3 separate regions of the Homo sapiens genome follow, and all the other regions are linked to region 1. The links are chromatin contacts, found by Hi-C or POLR2A ChIA-PET in ENCODE. All regions are on one chromosome and are shown on one strand. The core of a region is the stretch at or near the end of the contact, and the rest is flanking DNA. Distances in the headings are between cores, read along the strand shown. Region 1 holds the start of SLC35H1 (solute carrier family 35 member H1). Region 2 holds the start of ACOT8 (acyl-CoA thioesterase 8). Region 3 holds the start of PLTP (phospholipid transfer protein).

Evidence for each region. A loop is a pair of places that touch in the nucleus more often than their neighbours do. ChIA-PET counts read pairs that join two places held with the same protein, here RNA polymerase II (POLR2A). Pooled maps may share reads with other maps.
Region 2: a loop to region 1 is called in a pooled map, with 23 times the contacts of the local background. The contact joins the promoter of ACOT8 here to the promoter of SLC35H1 in region 1. A Hi-C loop is called at or near these places in 4 of 37 single-sample maps with no recorded cell type and 13 of 50 pooled maps. POLR2A ChIA-PET finds 5 or more read pairs at or near these places in 2 of 52 experiments (OCI-LY7 and activated CD4-positive, alpha-beta memory T cell).
Region 3: a loop to region 1 is called in a pooled map, with 14 times the contacts of the local background. The contact joins the promoter of PLTP here to the promoter of SLC35H1 in region 1. A Hi-C loop is called at or near these places in 2 of 37 single-sample maps with no recorded cell type and 6 of 50 pooled maps. POLR2A ChIA-PET finds 5 or more read pairs at or near these places in 1 of 52 experiments (WTC11).

Annotation. Positions count from the first base shown.
Region 1 is chr20:46,363,175-46,366,566 of GRCh38, reverse strand. It overlaps SLC35H1 (solute carrier family 35 member H1), which reads left to right and starts at 2,142. Exons shown (of 10, transcript NM_015945.12): 1 at 2,142-2,196. LOC124904917 (a long non-coding RNA gene) reads right to left here and starts at 2,028. Exons shown (of 3, transcript XR_007067614.1): 1 at 1,847-2,028. ELMO2 (engulfment and cell motility 2) reads left to right here. Exons shown (of 22, transcript NM_133171.5): 22 at 1-517. RefSeq lists a silencer at 2,002-2,421.
Region 2 is chr20:45,855,658-45,859,049 of GRCh38, reverse strand. It overlaps ACOT8 (acyl-CoA thioesterase 8), which reads left to right and starts at 1,658. Exons shown (of 6, transcript NM_005469.4): 1 at 1,658-1,862. The coding sequence starts at 1,735. ZSWIM3 (zinc finger SWIM-type containing 3) reads right to left here and starts at 1,436. Exons shown (of 2, transcript NM_080752.4): 1 at 1,070-1,436. The coding sequence starts at 1,224.
Region 3 is chr20:45,910,905-45,914,296 of GRCh38, reverse strand. It overlaps PLTP (phospholipid transfer protein), which reads left to right and starts at 2,142. Exons shown (of 16, transcript NM_006227.4): 1 at 2,142-2,218; 2 at 2,834-2,944; 3 at 3,046-3,145. The coding sequence starts at 2,845.

The sequences.
Region 1 (3,392 bases), core at 893-3,392:
TTCCTCAGAGAGAAATCTCCCCTAACCTGAATTGCAGCCCCCTCCAGTTTGCTTTCCTTTGGCCTTCCAGACCCCAGGAAGTTGGCCTTCCCTTCCTAGTGCTATGGTTTCTGCCATTGGCCATGATTTCAGGGAGCTGGCTGAGGCCGGCTGAGGCCACACCTGTGCCAGTGGGGCTTCCCTGGTGCTGCAGCACTTGTAAACCACACACACAGCCTCTCTCCCTGGACATACGTTAGCACATTGGCATTCAGTATTGGTGGCCTGGCATGGTAGGTACTACCCAATGAAGAGTGTACTATATATTTTCATTACTATAGGCCATACTTATACAGACGTGTATATATATTTATATAAGATCTACCTATCTTAGGATGGAACCTTGGGGAAAAATAAAATTGAGGGGAAGTAAAAAGTATGTAACACTTCCAGTTGTGAGCCAAGATTGTAACCAGAGAGCAGCCAGGAGCTTCCTGTCAGTAACCATGTTTTCAATAAATACTCTTTCATGTACAAACTGTGGTTCCTGTTAACAGCTGTTTGTCTGTACTTGCCCCCTGCCCAATGGTGAAGATTTCACCTTGACAAGACTTGATCTCCATGTATCTGGGAGACTCTGGAGAGCTCCAGCTGGAGCCCTTAGTCACCTTCCAAGAGTCCCTTCCTCCTCATCATTCGCTCCTCCCACACATACACACACACAGACACACACCTGCTGGTTAAGAGTGTTCACAGATTGCTGCACTGGGACGAAGCGTTTTCTGCTCAACCCTGCTGGGTACAGCAAGGTAAGGCATACTGTACACCCCCATGAACACATCCTCCCTCTTCTCCCTGCCAGGGACACAGCCAGGGAACAGCTCGAGTACTTGTGCCTTACAAAGAAGACACGCTCTTTACCCTGTGTGTTGCCTGTGCATAGTGCCCAGCCTTCCAGCTGGTGTTTTAGGCTGTTGCTCCAAACCTTGGCCTTGGTAGCTGGGAGACTTAAATGAGGGTGGTGATGAAAATAGATCTCTTGCCTCTGAGAGAGAAGGGTGTGAGGACAGGCTCTTTCAAAAGGCATAGAAAGTGCATGCAATACAAGCCTGAGGACTGAATAAAGCCAAGACCTTGGGCAGTGATGGGTACCATTGTAGGTGCTTGGTAAGCACTGAATGAACTAATGCCTGCATGATGCCAGCTGGCGGCGGTGACAGCCGCAGTTTGCATAAAACACTGCTTACACTCTGGCCTTGAGCCTTCTGTTCAGAGGGGCCAGGGATCCCAGCTGAGTCACTTGTAAGGATCCATGTTTGCAGCTGGTCTTACTGCCAGAGAGCCCAGGAGGAGGCTAGAGGAGGGCGAAAGGCACAAAACTGGGTCTGAATGTGCAACCCTAGCTTGCCCTGGCCTAATGTTCTTGACTGCAAATGCTGCCCTTTTAATCCATCCCGCAAGATGAAGAAAATCTGAACTCCCTAGGCTGGCATTTTGGGGCCACTGCAACCTGCCTCTTGGCTACTTTAACCACCACAGTTACAAACAACCTGTGAGCCCCAGGCACGGCTGGAGCTTTCTCACCCTCCTTTAGGATTCTCCCATTTCCTCTATCTGGGATGCTCTCTCCCTACTCAACCTATTGAAGTTGAGATAATTCTTAGAAAGTTTCATACAGAAAATATTTCACAAATGTTTCGTATTACTTCTGGATCGCCCAAGTTTTAAGTTGTAATGGCCCCAGCTGGCCTGAGCTCCCAGAAGAAAAAGCCCATGAGATACTTATCTTCGTGGTTCATTCCATGGTTGCCCAGCATTAGACTGGACATAAGAAAAACAATTTGTTCAGTAAAAGTAAACAAGTTACCATTTTTTGGATGCTCACTGTATGCAGAACACTAGCAGGCACCGGGGTTCCAAAGCAAGCCCCTGATTGAGCGCGGGAGAGACGCAGACAATTACACGGCTGTGCTCTGAGCCTGAGGGACTTCGCGGAGGACAAAACTACGCTGTACCTCAGAAAGACCAGACCACCTCAGAACCCGACCACAACAGACGCCCCGCCCCCGTGCTGCCCCGCCCCGCCTTTTCGCCCCGGCTCCGCCCAGCCCCTGGGTAGCTTCCGGCGGAAGTTACCGCCCGTGCCGCGGTTCGGCGGCGGCATCCGGCCTCGCACTTCCGGTGGGGAGATTCCGGCCTGGAGCTCCCAGGGCCGAGGTGAGTGGGTGTGCGGCCGGCCTCCCGGCGCACTCCCAGAGGCTGGGGGGCCGGGGCTGGAGAAGGGAAGCGGGCTCCCCACCCGGGATCTGCGCGGGTTGACATGGGGCACGCCACGCCCCTGCCCCTCCCCGGGCCTCAGTTTCGCCGTCTGTGGAGGGGGCAGGGGTCTCCAAGCGCCCTCCTGCAAGGCACCTGCCGGACGCCGGCTCATCTGGTATTTCCTGAGCACCTGCGACGTCCTGGGTGCGGGACCCGGGCCGGAATCGGACACGGCCCTGCCCTCTGAGGGGCTGCTTCCCGCGGTGGGATTGGGGCGGGCAGTAAACACGTGAGCAAACAAGGAAACGTCAGAGGTGGGAGTGCCACGAGGATTGGGAGGGGTGGGGCATTGGAGAAAGTATTCAGCCAAGCGGAGGTCTGCGGAAGGGAGCTGAAGGCAGGAAGAGCAGCAAGTAAAGAAAAACACAGGTTTGATGTGTTTGACACGTGGCAGGGGGCCGCTGTGGCGGGTGCTGGGACCAGTGGCAGAAGAATGAGGTTACAGAGGCCTTCCTTGTGGACCAGGCTGAGGAGCTGGGCTTAGCCTTAGGGCATGATCTGTTTCGTGTGCCATCTCTCTGGCTGCTTTATAGATTCCAGGCCTTAGGGGCGAAAGAGGAAACAGGGAGACCAGTTAGACCAGTGGCAGTCAGCAGGTGAAAGATAATTGTGGCTTAGACTGTGGTAGTGGGAATGGAGAGGAAGAGAAGTAGAGGGGTCAAGAAGTGTATTGAAAGTGGAACTGACAGGGCAGGATTTGAGAAATGACAGAAATAAGTGGTCAAAGATGACTTCATCATAGATTTTTGGTTTTGGCTTAAGTAACCAAGTGTATTATGCTGGCATTTACTAAATGACTTTGGGATAGATTGGGAGCGTGAGAAATAATTACGAAATCTTCTTAGGGCATCTTAAGTTTTAGATATTTGGAGTGCAGCTACCAAATAGGCAGTTAGATATATGAGTCTGATACAGAAAAGGTCAGGGCTGATGTAAAGAATTTAGAAATCATTGGCAAGTGGATTGGGTAGGATGAGATTATGTAGGGTAAGATTTAAGAGAGAAGAGAAGCCAGGTTCCAAGCTTTAGGCACCCAATTTTTATAGATTGAGTTGACAAGAAGGTGCCAGCAAAAAAGACCAATAAGGAGTCCA
Region 2 (3,392 bases), core at 409-2,908, 510 kb after region 1:
GATTAGATGGCATCTACTCTCCATTTGGCCCATTTCACACTTCTGTTGTCCCTAGCACAAAGACCTGGTGTTGGTTGCTATTTCATCATTCTTTTTCTTAAAGTAAAATTCAAAGTTAAAACTTTCTTACATTGGGTTGTTTCACCTAATCCCTGAAGGCATTTGAGTTTTCAACTCCTGTCTTAACCTCTAAGCCTGACTTCTCATCTGTCAAATCTTCTCATCTGTCAAATGCAAAAAAATAACATTTATCTATAATTCTGAAAAAAAAGCCCTGCAGGGTAAAGCATGCATAGAGAACACTGCCTGGCACATGGAAAGTGTTTGAAAACGGTTAATATAAGGAGCTCAAAAACCATTTACAAAATGAATGAATAGACCAGGCATAGTGGCTCATGCCTGTAATCCTAACACTTTGAGACGCCGAAAGATCGCTTAGTCCAGGAGTCTGGGAACAGCCTAGCCAACATAACAAGACCCAGTCTGTACAAAATCAAATAATTAGCCAGGCATGGTGGCGTGCACCTCCAGTTCCAACTACTTGAGAGGCTGAGGTGGGAGGATCGCTTGAGCCCAGCAGTTGAAGGCTCAGTGAGCTGATTGTGCCACTGCACTCCAGCCTGGGGGACAGAGTGAGACCCTGTTTCAACAAATATATAAGAACTAAAAACTGAATGAATGAATGAACGAACATTCCAACGACCATGTGACTGTTTTGTAAAGAGGAGACTGATGAAGGAAATTATCGCCAAGGTGTTTTTATCCGTTTATGAAAGCCATACTTTGTATTTGGGTTGCTGCAGCTGCTCAAAACAATGGGAGAAACTGCAGTTATAAATTCCAGAAAAGCCTGTGAATGGAGTGAAAGTGGAGTGGGTGGTCAAAAACCAATGGCCGTGGAGGCTTAGCTCTCTTCACAAGGCACACAGCAGGTGCTCAATGAGTGCCTGTTGAATGAATGGCCACGCAGCCCAATGCGTGCCTATGCACCCCTCCTCCTCCAGGCAGCCCTCCGGAGGTCCAGCCTCCTCCCCACCCTCTTGGCCCGCCCCGCCCCGCCCGCCCTTACAGGATGTCTTCGCGGATGGAGGTGCCATGGTTGAGGTTGTGGAAGCGGACGGAGACGCAGTCCCTGAGAATGAAGGAGCACCTGTTCTCCCTTTTGTAGGCGCTGAAGCACTCCTTGAAGTCCTCATAGGTCTTGAAGCAGCTGCCCAGCTCCATGGCCGCCCCCACAACCCACACTAGGGGCTGGTCCCAGCCCGGGCCCAAGATCACACCAGGGGTCAAAGGTCACACTATGAGGGTTTATAGGCAGGCGTGGGCCCAGAATGCCTTAAGGGTCCGCCCCAACTGGGTGGCCTATTCTGGAACTCAGGGAGGAACCCTAGGCCTGACCGGGTTACAAGAGGAAGGGGGTGTATTTGCTATCTGACAGGGGAAATGACACTCAGTCCATATTATCCAGTCCCGAGGTTCCGCCTCCTCAGCGACATATCCAGTCACACACAGGATTCGCAGATTGGCATTCATTTTCTCCAATTGCTAGAGAAAGAGGGCCACAGCCACCAGCGGACTGACAGGAGTCCTGACCAATCATAACCTAGATTCCTCCTTCCCGGGGTCTGCAGGAGACTTCCGGTTACTAGGGCAATCTGCCGGAAGAGTCAGGTTCTGTGTATGTCTCCGCGTCTTCCGCGGAGCGGGTGTGCAGGGCCTGCAGCATTGAACTAGATGTCGTCCCCGCAGGCCCCAGAAGATGGGCAGGGCTGTGGCGACCGCGGCGATCCCCCTGGGGACCTCCGTAGCGTCTTGGTCACGACCGTGCTCAACCTCGAGCCGCTGGACGAGGATCTCTTCAGGTAGCCGGCAGCTCCTGCCCAGCATCCCCTCCTTTAGGGCAGAAACTTGATCTTGACTGCCGCCGCCCGGGGCCCCTGGCTCCGGGACTAGTATGGCTCTGCGTGGGATGCACCCTCTGCCACGATTAGGAGAGAACTCGCCCCCAACAGAGCTGTCCTCTCTGCTCTGGCTTCCTCCCTTCCTCTCCGCGCTGCGAGGTCTGCACAGCTGAGCAAATATAGTGGTGACCTGAGAGACCCTGCTCGGCAGCCTGCCCTAAGCCTTCACGGGGGAGCTAGCCCAGAGAGGGCAGTGATTTGCCCAAGGGCACACAGCTGATGGATCAGCCTTAAAACCGACGCCGCAGCTCCTTGTGTCTTCAGTATCCTTTTCTTCTCACAATATCCCGCCCCCAGTACCATTTGGTGGGTCTGGTTTCTCATTACTTATTCTGAGGCCTAAGCATGTTTTTTTCTTTCCCAGCATCGCTGAAGTTCTTGACTGCAGCAAGGGTTTCTTTCTTTCTTTGAGGCGGAGTCTTGCTCTGTTGCCCAGGCTGGAGTGCAGTGGTGCGATCTCGGCTCAGTGCAACCTCCGCCTCCCGGGTTCAAGCATTTCTCCTGCCTCAGCCTCCTGATTAGCTGGGACATACAGGCGCGCCACAGCCCAGCTAATTTTTTAACTTCTTTTAGTAGAGACGGGGTTTCACCGTGTTGGCCAGGCTGGTCTCGAACTCCTGACCTTGTAATCTGCCCACCTCTGCCAAAGTGCTAGGATTACAGGCATGAGCCACCGCGCCCAGCCCCCTGCAGCAAGGCTTCTAACAGCTTTGACCTCCAAGGCTTCTCCTGGCTTTACTGGAAGTTATCTTACTTTGAGCTCCCTTCCTTCCACTTAAGGAATTGTAAATAACTTCTTGGAGGGCTATTTGATTTTTGTTTTTGAAGACAAGATCTGGCCCTGTTGTCCAGGCTGGAGTGCAGTGGCACGAACATGGCTCACTGCAACCTCGACCTCCTGGGCCCAAGTGACCCTTCTGCCTCAGTCTCCCGTTTAGCTGGGACCATAAGCGCTTGCCACCACATCCAGCTAACTTTTTTATTTTTAGTAGACATGAGGCCCCACTTTGGAGCCCAGGCTGGTTTTGAACTCATGGGCTCAGGCGATCCTCCCACCTCGGCTTCCCAAAGTGCTGGGATTGATTACAGGCGAGAGCCACCTGCCAGGTCATGGAGGGCTGTTCATAACTCATTGTTACAGAAAATGCCAAACAGCTGGGACGTGGGAGGCTAGAGACATAATTATTCAGCTTCCAATGGGCCTACATTCTGGGCAAGCATTTTCATCTCTGGGGCCAAGCTGCAGTTTTCTCATCTGTACACTGAAGGAGTTAGACTTGATGTCTGAGGGCTCTTGTTATTTATTCATTTATACATTTATTTAATTTTATTTTTTGAGATGGAGTCTTGCTCTGTCACCCAGGCTGGAGTGCAGTGGTGCGATCTTGGCTCACCTCAACCTCTGCCTCCTGGGTTCAAGTGATTCTCCTG
Region 3 (3,392 bases), core at 893-3,392, 450 kb after region 1:
TCACTTGGGTCCAGGAGTTCAAGATCAGCCTGGGCAACATGGTGAGACCTGTCTCTACAAAAAATACAAAACTTAGCTGGACATGACATGGTACCACCTGCCTGTAGTCCTAGCTACTCAGGAGGCTGAGGTGGGAAGATCGCTTGAGCCCAAGAGGTGGAGGCTTCAGTGAGCCGTGATTGTACCACTGCACTCCAGCCTGGGCAACAGAGCAAGACCCTGTCTCTAAAAATATAAATAGGCGGCCGGGCGCGGTGGCTCACGCCTGTAATCCCAGCACTTTGGGAGGCCAAGGCAGGTGGATTGCCTGAGGTCAGGCGTTCGAAACCAGCCTGGCCAACATAGCGAAACCATATCTCTACTAAAAATACAAAAAATTAGCTGAGCGTAGTGGTGGGTGCCTGTAATCCCAGCTACTTGGGAGGCTGAGGTAGGAGAATTGCTTGAACCTGGTAGGCGGAGGTTGCAGTGAGCCGAGATTGCGCCATTGCACTCCAGCCTGGGCAACAAGAGAGAAACTCCATCTTAAATAAATAAATAAAAATAAATAAATAGGCTGGGCATGGTGGGTCACACCTGTAATCCCAGCACTTTGGGAGGCTAAGGCAGGCGGATCACTTGAGGGCAGGAGTTCAAGACCAGCCTGGCCAAAATGGCAAAACCCTGTCTCCACTAAAAATACAAAAATTAGCCAGGTGTGGTGGCACATGGCTGTAGTCCCAGCTACTTGGGAGGCTGAGGCAGGAGAATCACTTGAACCCAGGAGGCAGAGGTTGCAGTGAGCCAAGATCACACCACCGCACTGCAGCCTGGTGACAGAGCACGACTGTGTCTCAAAAAAATTAATTAATTAATTAAATAAAAAAGGAAATGGAACTATTTTTGTGAATCTGTGGATTATATCAGAAAAAAAAGACACAATGGGGAAAGTCCTAGGCAAATCAGGATGAGTTAGTCATCCTTCCTAGATGAGTGTTTGGTGCTAAATACATGCTCAGCAGACATGATTATTGCTTCCCCTTTCTTTCGTCCATTTGGCAACAAAAAGGTGGCAAGCACCCACTCTGTGCCCTGTCCTAGGGTCCGGGAACCCTGTAAGCAGTAGATGGAGGTGGGGGTGGGGGTGGGGGCGGGGATGCTGTTCAGAGCACCTTGCTCCAAGGGTTCATTAAAAAATCCACCAGTGGACCGGGCGCGGTGGCTCATGCCTTTAATCCCAGCACTTTGGGAGGCCGAGGCGGGCGGATCACAAGGTCAGGAGATCGAGACCATCCTGGCTAACACGGTGAAACCCCGTCTCTACTAAAAATACAAAAAAAATTAGCCGGGCGTGGCAGCGTGCGCCTGTAGCCCCAGCTGCTGGGGAGGCTGAGGCAGGAGAATGGCGTGAACCCGGGAGGCGGGGCTTGCAGGGAGCCGAGATCGCGCCACTGCACTCCAGCCTGGGGGACAGAGCGAGACTCCGTCTCAAAAAATAAAAATAAAAAAAATAGAAAAAACAATCCACCAGCCACGATAAATGGCAGACCTCCTTCTGATTTCAGCCGGTGTGGTATGTTCCTGGGCTGACAGCACTTGTCTAGTCTTGCTTTCCCAAGTGGGAAAGGTCTCTGGGACCTTAAGGTCCCCAGGTGGTGACACAGAGACAGGTAGGGGGGCCCATAGCAAAGCCAGGCAAGGAGGTCCCGAGATGATTGTGGGTGGCAGGGAAAGAAAAAATATTCCTTGACTTTGTGCCTGGACCTGGTTGTAATAAAGGCCCAAGAGGTAGTTCCTATCATCGTGCACATTTCGCTGAAGGAAGAAACTGAGGGTCAGTGACCCAAGTGAAGTGACTTGCCCAAGATCATGCAGGAAGACATGGATAATTGTAATTTGAACCAAGGTCCCAGCAAAGTGGGATTGTTGGGGCTGAGTGGGCCGGCTCCTGCATTTCCTTCCCTCTCCCTGGGCTTGGGTCTCCCACTTGTCCAGACAGCGGCCGGGCTTGTCACGGGGCTCTGTGCAGCCTTTTCCACTCTCCCGGCTGCCAGCGTCCCGCCCCGTCCCCTCCCAGCCCCCAAGGGAGGAGGGGAGAGCTGCAGAGAGGAGGAGGGGTCGGGGAGGCCGGCTTTATAAAGGCGGCTGGAACAACCCTGCCCGCCAGACCCCGTCGCCCGGATCCCCTGAGCTGCCCGCCATCCCACGTGACCGCGCCGCCCCCCAGCTCCACCGCTGAGTGAGTTGGGGCGCGTCCCTATCCCGTTCCCAGTCCCTCGCCGAGCCGCGTGGTGCACTGAAGCCGGCGTGGGGAGGAGAGCCGATGAAGGAGAACGCTAACATGGGGGCTCCAGGCAGAATCTCTAATGGGAGAGATTTAGGACCTGAGGGAGCCGGGAGACCCGGGAGCCCACGGTCTGGTCGGCCACCTCCTCTCCTCCCCGGGCGCGAGGCCTAGGAGACCGCAAGCCACCCTCCAAGAATGCGCGTGCAGTCGTTGCCGTGGCAACGTGCAAGCCTGCATGGGCCCACCGCTAAAGGAAAGGGGAGGTTGTTGGGGGTGTGGGGGCTGGTCCCCTGGAGGTCCAAACTCATCACGCGGCGGTAGCACGAGGGAACTGGGAACGTCCCCTCCCCCGTGTCCCAAATCCTCTGGGAGCCAGAACGCAAGTCGCATCGCCTCTCTGAGCCTCAGTTTCCACATCTGCCATATGGAGGCAAGATTATTGGTTCCAAGTTCCCCGAAGAGTTATCTGGAGGGTAACGATCCAGGCTAGTTCCCACTTATGGTTGGACGTCCAAGGAATGGGTTTAAGCGGCTCAGATAACTCCTGCGACCCCACCCCACCCCCAGGCCCGCTCGCCATGGCCCTCTTCGGGGCCCTCTTCCTAGCGCTGCTGGCAGGCGCACATGCAGAGTTCCCAGGCTGCAAGATCCGCGTCACCTCCAAGGCGCTGGAGCTGGGTAAGGCGCAGGGGCAGACAGGGACGGACGGGAGCGGACGGGGTTGGGGTCGCCCCAACAGTGGGCACGGGAGCTAAGTAAGGGTTTCTCTGCTGCTTCAGTGAAGCAGGAGGGGCTGCGCTTTCTGGAGCAAGAGCTGGAGACTATCACCATTCCGGACCTGCGGGGCAAAGAAGGCCACTTCTACTACAACATCTCTGAGTAAGTGGGGGGCGGGGCCTCGCGATCCGGGGCGGGGCCTCGGCGGTGGAGGCGGGGCCCGAGAAATCTCAGGGTCTCGGGAGACTGGAGGCTGAGTGGGATGGGGCGTGGCCAAATCGATGAGGCAAGACTTAAGAAACCGGATGGGGCCGAAAAGATAAAGGCCAAGCCAGTCATCATAGGCGGGACCAGGCAGATGGGCGTGGCCTTGAAAATGTAGAGGGGGCCAAGAAGGAAGCAGGACCAG